Regions from separate parts of the Homo sapiens genome. Here region 2 is linked to region 1. Evidence: chromatin contacts called from ENCODE Hi-C or POLR2A ChIA-PET data. All regions are on one chromosome and are shown on one strand. Each heading gives the region's core, a stretch centred on a gene start or an enhancer-like site at or near the end of the contact. The rest is flanking DNA. Distances are from core to core; before and after follow the strand shown. Region 1 overlaps SMURF1 (SMAD specific E3 ubiquitin protein ligase 1). Region 2 holds the start of ZNF789 (zinc finger protein 789).

Evidence for each region. Hi-C counts contacts between places; a loop is a spot of excess contacts on that map. ChIA-PET counts read pairs that join two places held with the same protein, here RNA polymerase II (POLR2A). Pooled maps may share reads with other maps.
Region 2: a loop to region 1 is called in a pooled map, with 3 times the contacts of the local background. The contact joins the promoter of ZNF789 here to the enhancer-like site in region 1. A Hi-C loop is called at or near these places in 1 of 50 pooled maps. POLR2A ChIA-PET finds 5 or more read pairs at or near these places in 2 of 52 experiments (HCT116 and T-cell).

Annotation. Positions count from the first base shown.
Region 1 is chr7:99,109,488-99,117,268 of GRCh38, forward strand. All of the region lies in intron 1 of SMURF1 (SMAD specific E3 ubiquitin protein ligase 1), which reads right to left. Among named protein-coding and RNA genes, the nearest start is that of SMURF1, 31 kb to the right of the region's middle. RefSeq lists an enhancer at 2,434-2,503. Within about 2 kb of position 2,729, at least 4 of the 41 ENCODE cell types and tissues checked have a DNase peak (open chromatin) inside an H3K27ac peak, as active enhancers do.
Region 2 is chr7:99,467,920-99,475,700 of GRCh38, forward strand. ZNF789 (zinc finger protein 789) reads left to right here and starts at 4,971. Exons shown (of 5, transcript NM_213603.3): 1 at 4,971-5,137. TRW-CCA5-1 (tRNA-Trp (anticodon CCA) 5-1) reads left to right here and starts at 1,765; the gene lies at 1,765-1,836. RefSeq lists enhancers at 4,211-4,370, 4,591-4,680, 4,971-5,260.

The sequences.
Region 1 (7,781 bases), core at 1,479-3,978:
GCCTCTCTCGGAGGCCTGGAGACCAGCCCCACAGGAGCCCTGCACCAAGCTCCAAAACTGTGGTAACACCATCTCTTATTTTTCCCCAGCCCTGGAAGTGACAGTGTCTGCACTATCCTAGTACCCCATTTCCTTTGTATTTTGTCAGCCTTTGAACTCGTATATAACCCAATCCTCATATTCAATCTCTTCCATCTGAAATGCCTGGAGTAGTTTGTTTTTCTGACTGGACTCTGAGTGAGTCACCAAAGATAACGAAAAAGCATTTGATAAAATTCGACATCCAAGTATGATTTTTTTAAACTTAATACAAGAAAAAGATATAAATGTTTTCTCCACATGATAAAATATACATATTTCAATTCAAAAGCTAATATCTCGCTTCATGGACAAACATTAAGACACATTTCCATCAAAGCCAAGAGCAAACAAGGACATCCCTCAAACCAGCAACACATAGTACATAGTACACAGACTCCTTTGTACTGTAGAAGAGTGTTGGGATGCACTAATGACTCAACAGAATAAGAAAAAGAGCTAGAAATAAAAAATGAGGTCCTGAAACATTGTTCATTGATATGATTATCAGGAAAATATACTGAAAAACTATTATAAAGAATAAGAATAATTCAGTAAGATAACTGGGAACACAATTAGAATACTGAAAACAACAACCTTTGTATCTACAGGCAATCTTAGTTCACAGATGTGGTAAAGATCTCATTTAAAGCAACAGTGAAAAAAGATAAAATTCCTAGAAATAAACTTTAGAAATAAAACCATATGAAGAAAGTTTTATATATGAAGGGTTGAACAAATGGAGAAACATAACAAGTTCTTGGATAAAAAGATGCAACATAAAATCAGTTCTTTCCAAATTAATCTAGGAATTTAACACAATCCTGTGAAAATATTTATGGAATTTTTCTTGGGGAAGAATCAGGGAACTAGATATCAAGAGCTAGCTCACAGGAAATAAACATAAACAGCCCGTGAATATATGAAAGGACCCTCAACCTCACTCAAGAGAGATGCAGATTAAACCTACAATAAGATGCCATCTCTCACCTATCAGACTGGCAAAAATCCAAGTTTGACAATCTATTGAAAAGATGATGCAGAAACAGACTGGAACAAATGCAAAATGTTACAACACCTACGTAGGGAAGTCCAGCCATATCTATCATATCTTTTTAAATGCATGTGCCGTTTAACTCAGCAATCTTACTCTGGCAATGTCGTCCATAGACAAACTGGCACATGTAAAGAAATGACATGCATGGGGCTACTTAGCACATCACTGAGGAACAAAGGCCTGGAAAAAGCCGAAGTGATCCAGCAACACAGTACTGACTGAGTAAATTCTGGTAAATACACAGCCATGAAAAAGGATGAGAGCGGTCCCCAGGAAAATAGTACATGACAAAAACAATACACAAGTGGTAGACATAGGGTGCCGCCTTTTGTGTAAAAAGGGAGTTAACAAGTATTTTAGCATTTGCTTGTATTTGCATGTTGAGAACCATGGAAGGATCAATAAGAAACTAATAAAATAGCTACCAACTGCAGGTGCAAGACTTACTGAGTACTCCTTTTTATAGCACTTTGATTTTTGAACCAGTTCAATATATTACCCTAGTCAAGAGGTAGTGGTAATAACTAATAAATAAATTTTAAAGGCCAAGAATAATGGAATAAAGGTCAATGATACAAAAAGGCAGTTCAGTGGAAAACCAAATACGAATGACACCTAAAAAGATGTTTATCCAAAATCATAAGAGAAAAACCAATAAACCAAAAAGAGATGGCATGTATCCATCAATTTGTGAAGATCAAGAAATTTGATACTAAGTAGTGTTGATGATGGTATAGAGAAACAGCCACTCTCAGACATTGCTGGTAGGCATATAAACTAAAATAATCTCTATGAAGAGCTATTTAGCAAATTTCAATTTAAATTAATTTTAAATAAATTTATTTTCTTTATAAATTACCCAGTCTATGGTATTCTGTTATGGCACCAGACAATGGACTAAGACAGTAGAGAACACCAAGTCTGTCACTCTATTAAAAACAATGAATAACTGGCAAAAACTGCCAGAATCAACTGTTTCAGAACACTGGGAAATAATCAAAAGCTTACTACAAGCAAGGGAACACCTAATACAAAATAAACAGCTAAGAGAGAGTCATGGAATTTTAATTTACCCTGGTCCCATCCACTCCCCAGTTCAGCAGCAGCCTTGAAGGCAACAGCTAACATTCCAGTACAGGTACCTAGTACCACAGGGAGCAGAACATATCTTATTCTCAAAGAATTGTGGTTGACTGATTTGACCTGTCTAGTGGCTCCCTGAAGAACTGGCTCAAAGGATATGCCTGTCTTTTGCCTAACTCAGAACTCTCCCAGGGCTAAGGTAGATATCAAGGGTAGAAGTGTGGGAGTGGTAGAGGTCTACAGGGGAGGAGAGGTGGGGTGTAGGGGCATGCATTTGTTGAAAACATTTAATGTACTCATTGCTATTACCTGGGGCAAGAGACAAACAATGGACTAATGTAAACACTTGGGAGGAAAGGCTAAGGAATGAGATACTTTAGGGAATATGGGCTTCATTTGAAGAGCTCCTACATATTTTTGTGAATCAAGAAAGTCACATGCATGCCACAACTGGGTGCATGCTCAGAAAAGACCTAAGAGGGCCCTAAGCTCCTACCTCTGGCTGACTTTCAGGATCTTTGCAAACAGGAAGTAAAAACTAAGACAGAGTTGTAAAATGCCTGGCTGCACCTTGAAGGCGTGCCTCACAACATACACACAGCCCATCTGCAAAGACTGGGGGGTTTCTGTTGTTGTTGTTGTCATTCCAGACGTGTAAATAAATCTCTAGTGATTCATCAGCTGACCACTAAGCTAGTGGAAGAGAGGCCTCTGTGGCCACACATGACAAAGGATACAGACTTCACAAAATTAGTTCAGAAAAGTCCTAAATGAACAAGGCATAGCTATAACAAGCAGCAACAATCCACAGGGAGGGGGAGCATCTCATTTCCTAAGTTACCACATTATAATATACAAAAAATCCAGTTTGGAACAAAAAAATTACAAGACATAAACAAAAAACTATGGCCTATACCCAGAAAAAAGAAATTAACAGAAATTGCCCCTGAGGAAGCCTAGTCACTGGACTTACTAGACAAAGACTATTTAAATCAATGGTCCTAAATATGCTTGAAGAGCTAAAAACAAAAACAAAAGCCAGGTCTAAAGAACTAATGGAAACCATGAGAACAGTGTCTCAACAAATACAGAATATCAACAAAGTGACAAAAATTATAAAAAAGCAATCAAATAAAAATTCTGGGTTTGAAAAGTACAATAATGTAAATTAAAAATTCACGAGAGGCTCAACAGCAGATTTGAACAGGTAAAAAATGAAGTCATGAGAATAGATAAACCTGAGAATAGGTAACTTGAGGTTTTCTGGCTTGATGAACAGAAATAAAAAAAAATTTTTTTTAAATAAAGAGAGTCTAAGAAGTCTGTGGAATACCATCTGGCATAACATAAGCATAATAGGAATCCCAGAATGAGAGAAGAGAAAGGAGCAGGAAAATTATTTTTAAAAATAATGACTGCAAGTGTCCCAAACTTGATGAAAAACATGAATCTACACATTCAAGAAGCTAAACAAACTTTTAAGTAAGATAAATTCAAAGGGATACACACAGGAACACATTATAATCAAATTGTTATATGACAAAGACAAAGAGAGAATCCTGAAAACAGCAAGAGAGAAACAACTAATCATGTAGAAGGCATCCTCAATAAAAGTCACATCTGACATCGCATCAGAAACCATAGAGCCAAAGGCAATGGAATTATATATTCAAATTACTAAAAGAAAAGCATTGTCAACCAAAAATTCTATATGTGCCAGAACTATCCTTCAAATACAAAGGAGAAATGAAGACATTACAAAGCTAAAAACCAAGAAAGTTTGTAGATAGTAAACCTGCTCTACAAGAAATGCTGAGGGGAGTCTTTCAAGCTGAAACAAAAGAACATTAGACGGCTGGGAGCGGTGGCTCACACCTGTAATCCCAGCACTTTGGGAGTCCAAGGCGGGCAGATCACAAGGTCAGGAGATCGAGATCATCCTGGCTAACACGGTGAAACCCTGTCACTACTAAAAATACAAAACAGTAGCTGGGTGTGGTGGCGGGGCCTGTGGTCCCAGCTACTTAGGAGGCTGAGGCAGGAGAATGGCGTGAACCCGGGAGGCGGAGCTTGCAGTGAGCCGAGATCATGCCACTGCACTCCAGCCTGGGTGACAAAGTGAGACTCCGTCTAAAAAAAAAAAAAAAAAAAAAAAAAAAAGAACATTAGACAGTAACCTGAGAAATAAAGAACACTAATAAAGGAAAATATATAGGCAAATTTAAAAAAGGAATAGTAATGTTATTTTTGGCTTGTAACTCTTCTTTTTAAAATATGATTTAACAGATGGCTGCATAAAAATTATTACAAATACACACTGATGAGCACATAATGTATAAAGATATAATCTGTGACAATAACAAGATAAAGTGGTGGACAGAACTATATAAGAGCAAAGTTTTTATATATCATTGAAACTAAGTTGGTATTAAGTTAAACTAGATTGTTATAAATTAAGATGTTAATTGTAAACCACGGGGCAACCACTAAGAAAATACTATTTAAATTTGTACTAAAGGGAATTAAAATAATACACTAGAAAATATTTACTTAACATAAACAGGAGATTACTTTTAGATCCAATTACACAAATAGGTTGAAAATAGAAGGATAGAAAAGGATAACCCATGCAAACAGTAACCAACTGCAGTGGCTATATTAATATCGGATAAAACAGACTTTAAGACAAAAATTGTTATAAGGGACAAAGAAAAACCTTATATAATGATAAAAGAGTCAAACCATCAAGAAGATACAACAATTATAAGCATATATGAACCTAACAATAGAGCCCCAAATATATGAGGAAAAAAACTAACAAAATTGAGGGAGAAATAGCTCTACAATAATTGTTGGAGACAGCAATACTCCATTTTCAATAACAACAGAACAACTAAACAGAAGATCAACAAGAAAACAGAAGACTTAAAAAATACTATAAAGCAACTATACCTAACGGACATATACAGGACAGTTTACCCAACAGTAGCAGAAAGTGTATTCTTCTCAAGCACATGTGGAACATTCTTTAGGATACATATTAGGCCACAAAACAAGTCTTAATAAATTTTAAAAGAATGAAGTAATACACAGTATCTTCTGCATCCATACTGGAATAAAATTAGAAATCAATAACAGAAGAAAATTTGGAATTTACAAAAATGTGAACTTATACACTGTTAATCAATAGGTCAAGAAAAAAATGACAAGAGAAATTAGAAAATACTTTGAGAAGAATGAGAATGAAAATACAACATATCAAAATGTGTGGCATATAACAAAAGCAGTGAAGAGAACAAAATTCATAGCTATAAATGCATATATTGAAATAGGAAGACCTGAAATCAATAACCTAAACTTCCATCTCAAGGAATTAGAAAAAGAACAGCAAATTCAACCCAAAGCAAGCAGAAGAAAGGAAATATTAAAGATTAGAGCACAGATAAGTGAAATAGAGAATAAAGCAGCAATACAGAGAATTAAGAAAATCAAAAGTTGGTTCTTTGAAAAGATCAATAAAACTAACAAATCTTTAGATAGACTGACCAAGGAAAAAGGAGAGAAGATTTCAATCACTAGAAATAAAAAAATGAAAGTGGGGACACGGGCCAGTGCAGTGGCTCATGTCTGTAATCCCAGCACTTTGCGAGGCTGAAGCGAGTGGATCACCTGAGCTCAGGAGTTTTGAGACTAGCCTGACAACACAGTGAAACCCTGTCTCTACAAAAAAGACAAAAATTAGCTGGGTGTGGTGACACACACCTGTAATCCCAGCTACTTGGGAGGCTGAGGTGCGGGGATCACTTGAGCCTGGGTGGCTGAAGCTGCAGTGAGCTGAGATCATACCACTGACAGAGTGAGACCCTGTCTTGAAAGAAAGAGAGAGAAAGAGAAACTAGGGACACTACTACTCAACTTAAAAAAAAATACTATGAATAATTGTATGCCAACAAATTAGGTAACCCAGATGAAATGGACAAATTCTTAGAAATATGCATACTACAAAAACTGACTCAACACAAAAATTAAAAATTTTTTAAAGACTCAAGAAGAAAGAGCAAAATGAATAGACCTATAACAAACAGATTAATTCAATAACCAAAAGAACTTCCAAAAAGAAAAACTCTAAGACCAGATGGCTTCACTGGTGAGCTTTACCATAAACATTTTTTTTTTTAAATTAACAAAACCCCTTCATAAATTCTTCCAAAAATAAAAGAAGAGGAGCCATTTCCTAACTCATTCTGTGAGGCCAGTATCACCCAGATACCAAAGTCAGACAAAGATGTTACAGACCAATATCCTTTATGAGTACAGATGCAAATAATCCTCAACGAAATATGCACAAATTTAACATAGAGCATATTAAAAGGATTATACACCATGATCAAGGGATTTATCCCAGGAATGCAAGGGTTCAACATACAAAAATCAATCAATGTAATATGCCATGTTAATCGAATAAAGGGGGAAAACCACAATATCATCCAAATTGATGCAGAACATTTTTTTTGACAGATTCCAACATTCATGATAAAAATATCAACATCCTTGGAATAGAAACTCCCTCAACTAGATAAGGGACATCTATGAAAAACCCACTGCTTAACATCATATTTACTGGTGAAAGACCAAATGGCTTCCCCACTAATAACAGGAACAAGACTAGACTGCAATTGCCAAATAAGGTATCTGGATTGGAATGGAAGAAGTAAAACTATCTCTATTGAAAAATGACATAATCTTATATATAGAAAACCCTAAAGAATCCACACAAAAGCTGTTAGTGCTAATGAATAAGCTCTGCAGAACTGCAAAATACAAGATCAACATACTAAAATCAGCTGTATTTCAATATACCAGCAATGACAATCCAAAAATGAAATTCAGAAGAGAATTCCATCTACATTAGCATCAAAGAGAATAAAATACTTAGAAATAAACTTAACCAAAAAAATACAAGACTCATACACTGAAAATTACATTATTGAAAGAAACTGAAGACTTAGACATCCTGTGTTCACAGACTTAATAATATGAAGACATAATATTAGATGACAATATTCCTAAAATTAACCTACAGATTCAAAGCAATTTCTATCAAAGCCCCAAGTGCCTTTTTTATAGAAATGGATATGCTCATCCTAAAATTCATATAAAACTACAGGGGAGCCCAAATAGCAAAAACGATCTGGAAAAAGAACAAAGCTGGGGGACTCACACTTCCTATTTTAAAACTTACTACAAAGCAATAGTAATCAAAACAGTGTGGTACTGGCATAAGGAGAGACATTATAGATCAACAGGATACAATTGAGAGTCCAGAAATAAAGCCATATATTTACAGTCAATTTTTTTTTTCAAGAGGGTGCCAATACCATTCAATGGGGGAAAAGTCTTTTTCAACAGTCTTTTCAACAAATGGTGCAGGAACAACTGGATATCCACTAGCAAAAGGATAAATCTGGACCCCCCTATGTCACACTATATATAAAGATTAATTCAGAATAGAACAAAGATCTAAATTTAAGAGCTAAAATACTAAAACTCTTAGAATAAAACA
Region 2 (7,781 bases), core at 3,721-6,220, 360 kb after region 1:
ACGCCTGTAATCCCAGCACTTTGGGAGGCCAAGGTGCGCGGATCACCTGAGATCAGGAGTTCGAGATCAGCCTCCTCAACATGGCAAAACCTCATCTCTGCTAAAAATACAAAAAGTAGCCAAGCGTGGTGATATGCGCCTGTCATTCCAGCTACTCCAGAGGCTGAGGCGGGAGAATTGCTTGAACCTGGGAGGCGGAGGTTGCAGTGAGCAGAGATGGGGCCACTGCACTGCAGCCTGGGTGATGGAGTGAGAACTTGTCTCCAAACAAACCAACCAACCCCAGCAAATATAGTAGTGTACTGCGGTAGGAGTGTTCTCAACGGTTCCTTGCACCCTTGAACTCTCTGTCTTCAAAGTTTATTTCACTTGCTCCTTGCGGTGTGTGTTGACCATCCACGGTATAATGCGGGTATAATGTAGTCTTAGGAGTTTATTACCCGCCTTGGGCTGCGTCCCTAAGCAACTGAACCCCCAGGAAAAACCCTGCCCATTGCACCAGGGCCTATGTAACTCCCACTCCCCAGGGCTGGGGCAGATGCCAGGGCTGGGGCAGAGGGCCCCGCAGGAAGGATCAGGGATGGGGTCTGCCGGACCCCAGGTGTCAGGTCCTCCGTGGGGCAGGAATCGGCCTGGGGACCTTCCTGGTCCACCCAGGGAATCCTCCTGCAGGGTGCGAGTATGGGACCTGGAAGACTACGAGGGACCGAAGAGACCCGACTGCACTGTGTCCGGGCAGAGGCAGCCTCCGGGAGCTGATGGACTTGAGGGCTGGGGCAGGGGAAGCTGAGGGGGCCGCTGTTCCGTGGGACGTGCAGGAGAGCAGCAAAAGGCAGGAGTGGCCAGTGGCACCCGCGCCCCCGCCCCTTCCCCAGGCCGGACACTCGCGGGGACGCAGAGCCGCCGGAGCCCAGGATCCGCACACTGGAATCCAGGGAGGCCCCGGGAAGAGGCCGGAGGGAAGCTACGCCAATGCCCGATCCCCTGGGGTGGATGGAAGGACTGAGGGCGCAGGAGCTGTGATTTGTATATGTATAAATGCCAACGTTTTAGTTAATGAACTGGGGTTGTTTCGGGGAAGGTGGGGGTGGGTTGGAGGGAGCAGATTATTCCAAAGATAATTTTTTTTTTTTTGGTAAGAGACGGAGTCCCGCTCTGTCGCCCAGGCTGGAGTGCAATGGCGCGATCTCGGCTCCCTGTACCTCCGCCTCCCGAGTTGAAGCGATTCTGCCTCAGCCTCCCGAGTAGTTGGGATTACTGGCACCCGCCACCACGCCCGGCTAATTTTTATATTTTTAGTAGAGACGGGGATTCACCATGTTGGCCAGGCTGGTATCGAACTCCTGGCCTCAGGTGATCCGCCTAGCCTCGGCCACCCAAACTGCTGGGATTACAGGCGTGAGCCACCGCCCCCAGCTTGAACATAGTACTCTTTCGTTGATCTGGCCCTCGTGCAAATTCTTAGTGCTCCCCAAGCAGAGGGCTGGGGAGAAGAGAATCCGGATCCCTGACAACCCCGCCCCAGCCTTCTCTGCTAAGCTGCGTGAAACATTTTCCACTGTGGCTTCCCAAACGTGTCTCCTTAGGAGACTACACAGCCCGAGGCAGGTGAATTTTCCCGAATGACAAGAGGATTATTCCCGAACCCCGTGGTGGCGTCTGCTTCTATCCTGTTTCGTTTACTTTTACACTTCCCTCTGAATTACAAAAGGGAAAAAGAACTCTTTAGGGTCCATCTAAAGCACAAAAAAGTTAGGTTTCCAAGACCTCGTGGCGCAACGGCAGCGCGTCTGACTCCAGATCAGAAGGTTGCGTGTTCAAATCACGTCGGGGTCAAACATGTGATCATCCCTTTCTTTAGCCAACAGGAGTTATAGCTTGCCGGTAACTCTCAACCTTGGACACTGTATTTTCTGTTCTTTAGCCCTAAAGATTTATTTGCGTAGGTACTTCAGCAGTGGACCGGCACCTTAGCTAAAGTGTGAGGAAAAATTCAGAACCAATACTTAGGTCGTGCTGTTCACATCTGTAGCAGGATTTATCAGGACTGTGCCTCAGACAGTACATTCACAGGACTTCAGACAGGACCTTAAAACAGTGCAGGAGCACTTTGGGAGGCTGAGGCGGGCAGATTGCTTGAGCCCAGGAGTTCAAGACCAGCCTGGGCAACGTATCAAAACCGTCTCTCAAAAAAAAAATAAAAATAAAAAAATAAACAAACAAACAAACAAAAAACAACGATAAAAGCAAAAGCAAAAATGCCAGGTGTAGTGGTGCATACCTGTAGTACCAGCTGCTGCTTAGGAGGCTGAGGCGGGATGATCCCTTGAGCGCAGGTCGAGGCTGCAGTGAGCTATCATTGTGCCACTACACTCCAACCTGGGTGACAAGGTGAGACACTGTCTCTAAATGAAAAAATAAATAAAACGGTTCAGAGCTCGGGAAATAGTTGCCTTCCCAATCCAAAAACTACCTGCCCACCCTGGGGGCTGCTATCCTTGGAGAAGCATTGGTGGTGCAGCCTGATCTCCAGCATTTGAAGTTCCAGCACCACTAGCACAAAGCGTTATTCAAAACAAATGAGGAGGAAGTCAGTTGTCTTCCCCGAGCCGCTCCTATGGGACTGCGCTGGCCTGACGTGTCATCCGGCTCCCTCCCCACATTCGTATTCCTGGAACGACCTGCTGGACTGAGTTCCTTGTCCTCTCCCTAGGGGTGGCCAGGCCTGACCTCACTGCCTTCCCTATGTTCAAATGTCTTGAACCTGGAGTACTGAGTGTTCCTGTTTTCTGTTAAAGCCAACAGGAGCCAGGTGCGATGGCTCATGCCTGTAATCCCAGAACTTTGGGAGGTCGAGATGGGAGGATCGTTTGAGCCCAGGAGTTTGAGACCAGCCTGGGCAACATAGCAAGACCCCATCTCTTTTATTTTTTATTTTATTTTATTTATTTATTTATGAGACAGAGTCTCACTCTGTCACCCAGGCTGGAGTACAATGGCACAATCTCGGCTCCCTGCCACCTCCGCCTCCTGGGTTCAAGCGATTCTCCTGCCTCAGCCTCCCGAGTAGCTGGGATTACATACTCCTGCCACCGAGCCCGGCTAATTTTTGTATTTTTAGTAGTGACGGGGTTTCACCATGTTGGCCAGGCTGGTCTCGAACTCCTGATCTCAGGTAATCTGCCTGCCTTGACCTCCCAAAGTGCTGGAATTGCAGGCGTGAGCCACTGCACTCAGCCAACACACATATGTTTATTGCAACACTATTTACAATAGCAAAGACATGGAACCAACCCAAATGCCCATCAGTGGTAGACTGGATAAAGAAAATGTGGTACAAATACACCATGGAATACTAAGCAGCCACAAAAAGGAATGAGATCCTGTCCTTTGCAGGGACATGGATGAAGCTGGTGGCCATCAGCCTCAGCAAACTAACACAGGAACAGAAAACCAAACACAGCATGTTCTCATTCATAAGTGGGAATTGAATATTGAGAACGCATGGACACAGAGAGGGGAACAACACACACCTGGGCCTTTTGGGGAGTCGGGGGTAAGGGGAGGGAACTTAGAGGATGGGTCAATAGGTGCAGCAAACCACCATGGCACATGTAACAAACCTGCACGTTCTGCACGTGTATCCTGTTTGTTTTGTTTTGTTTAGAAGAAATAAAAAACAAACAAAACTTGGGAGGCCAAGGCAGGCGGATCACTTGAGGTCAGGAGTTCGAGACCAGCCTGGCCAAAATGGTGAAACCCCGTCTCTACTAAAAACACACACACAAAAAAAATTAGCCGGGAGTGGTAGCGGGCGCCTGTAGTCCCAGCTACTCAGGAGGCTGACGCAGGAGAATGGCGTGAACCCGGGAGGCGGAGCTTGCAGTGAGCCGAGATCGCGCCACTGCACTCCAGCCTGGGCGAGAGCGAGACTGTCTCAAAAAAAAAAGAAAAAAAATTAACCCCTTACTCACATTAAAACTGTATTTTGGGGGTAATTTACATAAGCCACACAATTATCCTTTTAATTAAGATCTAATATTCTTTTTTTTTTTTTTGAGACAGAGTCTCGCTCTGTCGCCAGTCTGGAGTGCAGTGGTGGGATCTCGGCTCACTGCAAGCTCCGCCTCCCGAGTTCAAGTGATTCTCCTGCCTCAGCCTCCCGAGTAGCTGGCACTACAGGCACGCCGCCACCATGCCCAGCTAATTTTTTTTTTTTTTTTTTTTTTTTTGAGACGGAGTCTCGCTCTGTCACCCAGGCTGGAGTGCGGTGGCGCAATCTCGGCTCACCGCAACCTCCGCCTCCCGGGTTCAAGCGCTTCTCCTGCCTCAGCCTCCCGAGTAGCCGGGGTTACAGGCAGGCACCACCATGCCCGGCTAATTTTATTTGTATTTTTAGTAGAGACGGGTTTCTCCATTGTTGGTCAGGCTGGTATCGAACTCCCGACCTCAGGTGATCCACCCGCCTCGGCCTCCCAGAGTGCTGGGATTACAGGCGTGAGCCACCGCGCCCGGCAATTTTTTTGTATTTTTAGTAGAGAAGGGGTTTCACCATGTTGGCCAGGATGATCTAAATCTCTTGACCTGATCCGCCGGCCTCTGCCTCCCAAAGTGCTGGGATTACAGGCGTAAGCCACCGCGCCTGGCCCATTTTTCTTCTTTTATCTGATAACCTTACTCCCCTCCACAAACACACAGCCAAAGAAACGAATTGTGTCGCTCTTGAATCATAGAATAATTCTAAATTATGTTACGATTAAACAGGAGGGGCGGGGCCCTGTCCATCACGTGACTCTCTCGGTGCTGTCTCCGGCCGTTGATTGGCCTGGGCGGGGAGGGCGGCCGTTGATTGGTTCGGGCCCACTCGCGCGGGCGCCACTCTCTTTGTCTGACAAGAGAGTCGTGAAGCCTCCGCGGTCCTAGAGGGGCCGCTGGCTGGGACGCTTCGCTCGGCGCGCGCAGGTGGAGCCAGCGAGAGGCTCTGAGGCTGCCAGAGTGGTTGTGTCTGTTCCTCCGGTAAGGGGTGATTCGCCGAGGGGCGCGGACCAGACAGACCTCGGGTCAGGCCCGGGAACCCCGAGAGGAGAGCCCAGCCCCTGGTGGAGGCGGCTTGGCGGAGATTCGGAGCCGTCAGCAGGTTTGGGGAGAAGGAAACGAGTGTTGTGGGGGGCGTGGGTGCGGGGGGTAGGCCACTGCGCACACCCCCGGCTCGCAGGGGACGCTCCGGGTTTGTGCGGCGGCTCTCGGGGCCTGTGGCACCAGCTTTTGAGTATTTTTGGCGGTGTCAAGTCTTCGGCAGCGAGAGGAGCAAAGTCCGAAGAATGAATGGATGGTGAACGCCTGGACTTGGTTTTGTTAGAGTGGGAGATGAGCCGTGGTTGTTAGTGGAAGGTGTTCACGTGATTGTGAAGCGGCATTTTGGATTTTGTCAAAAGTTAACAGTCCCCTCCAGTTAAAGTTTTAAGAGTTTATTGTGCATGCAGAGGAACAGCTGGCAAATTGTTCCAATGGCAGCTTGGAAAGCTAAATGAGGAAGTGCAGTGATCTTGATTGTAATTGGCCATTATCAACTTGCATTCCTTCTAGGGTAAGTCGAGCTGGATCAGCCTCGCATCTGTAGCTGATTGGTTCAGTTTATCATGCGGACGAGAAAAAAGCTTCTTTCCTGGTCAGCGCACACTTTTCAGGGAAATAAGGAATTGTTGTTGCTGTTGTGTTTGAGACGAAGTGTTACTCTGTTGCCCAGTTTGGAGTACAATGGGCCAATCTCGACTCACTGCAACCTCCAACTCCCGGGTTCAAGCGATTCTCCTGCCTCAGCCTCTCGAGTAGCGGGGACTACAGGCACGCGCCACCATGCCCGGCTAATTTTTGTATTTTTAGTGGAGACTGGGTTTCACTATGTTGGCCAGGCTGGTCTTGAACTCCTGACCTCATGATCCGCCCGCCTCGGCCTCCCAAAGTGCTGGGATTTACAGGTGTGAGCCACCACGCCCGGCCTGTTGTTTTTAAGAGAGACAGGGTCTTGCTCTGTCACCCAGGGTGGAGTGTAGTGGTGCCATCATAGCTCATTGCAGTCTCCAACTCCTGAACTCAAGGGAGAAATCAATGTATTTTAAATGCCTTACATGGCTGTGGGTGGTTGGCCTAGGGCCGTACCCAAAACATGGACTCCATTTAATTTTTCATTAGCAAGTCTGACATTCAGATGCACAGCCTTCACAAACACATTCAGTAAATATAGTGCAGGGGTGTCCAATCTCTTGGCTTCCCTGGGCCACATTGGAAGAAGAATTGTCTTGGACTACACATAAAATACACAAACACTAAAAATAGCTCATGAGCTAAAAAAAAATCGCAAAACAATTTCATAAGGTTTTAAGAAAGTTTACGAGCCGGGCGCGGTGGCTCACGCCTGTAATCCCAGCACTTTGGGAGGCCAAGGCGGGAGGATCACGAGGTCAGGAGATCAAGACCATCCTGGCTAACACGGTGAAACCCCGTCTCTACTAAAAATACAAAAAATTAGCGGGGCGTGGTGGCGGGCGCCTGTAGTCCCAGCTACTCGGGAAGCTGAGGCAGGAGAATGGCGTGAACCCGGGAGGCGGAGCTTGCAGTGAGCCGAGATCGCGCCACTGCACTCCAGCCTGGGCGACAGAGCGAGACTCCACCTCAAAAAAAAAAAAAAGAAAGTTTACGAATTTGTGTTGGGTTGGATTCAAAGTCGTCCTGGGCCATATGCGGTCCACAGGCTGAGGTTTGGACAAGTTTGGTGTAGAGAATGAAAGGGATGAGGCCTTTGCTCCAGCCTTGGAGCCATTGATCAGGATAGTTTTTAGAGTGTACCTCTTTGCTTAAAAGGCAGAGGGTCCACCCTGGGCAACATAGCAAGGCCCCACCTACAAAAGAACTACAAACAACTGGGCGTGGTGGTGCACTCTTGCAGTCCCATCTGCTTAGGAGACTGAGGCAGGAGCATTGCTTAAGCCCAGGAGTTGGAAGCTACAGTGAGCCATGATTACACCACTGCACTCCAGCCTGGGTGATAGAGGGAGACTCCTCAAAAAAAAAAAGAAAGGCAAAGGGTCTTCTAAACTGTTTTCAGGGAAGGTGAACTGTGTTTGAGGGGCATCCATTAAAATGAAAGTGAATTTCATTAAAATTCATCCTGAGTTAGAAAGCAAGTCTGTAGGCTGGGCGCAGTGGCTCACGCCTGTAATCCCAGCACTTTGGGAGGCTGAGGTGGGTGGATCACCTGAGATCAGGAGTTCAAGACCAGCCTGACCAACATGGTGAAACCCCATCTCAACTAAAAATACAAAAAAGTAGCTGGGCATGGCGGCGGGTGCCTGTAATCCCAGCTACTTCCGGAGGCTGAGGCAGGAGAATCGCTTGAACCCAGGAGGCGGAGGTTGCAGTGAGCAGAGATCACACCATTGTACTCCAGCCTGCACAACAAGAGTGAAACTCTGTTTAAAAAAAAAAAAAAATCAAGTCTGTAATTGTTACTGTTGCTGAATCCTGCTAGCAAATCACCAGGCTAGAGGTGAGGGTTGAGTGACCCCTTTAGAACACTTTCAGAGGGGGCTTGTCAGCAGGTGGAGCTGGCTGTAGGAGCAGGGTTGGAAATACGTAAGTAGATTTAGAGAAAGAAAAGCTGGTGAACTGGAATCCCTAGGATAACTAGACTCGGACATCCTGTGTGATAGGGGAGGGGAGCATTTGGCTTTCTCCTGTTGGTCCTAAATTAAAGGGAGTGGGGAGCAAAATTTTGGATAAAG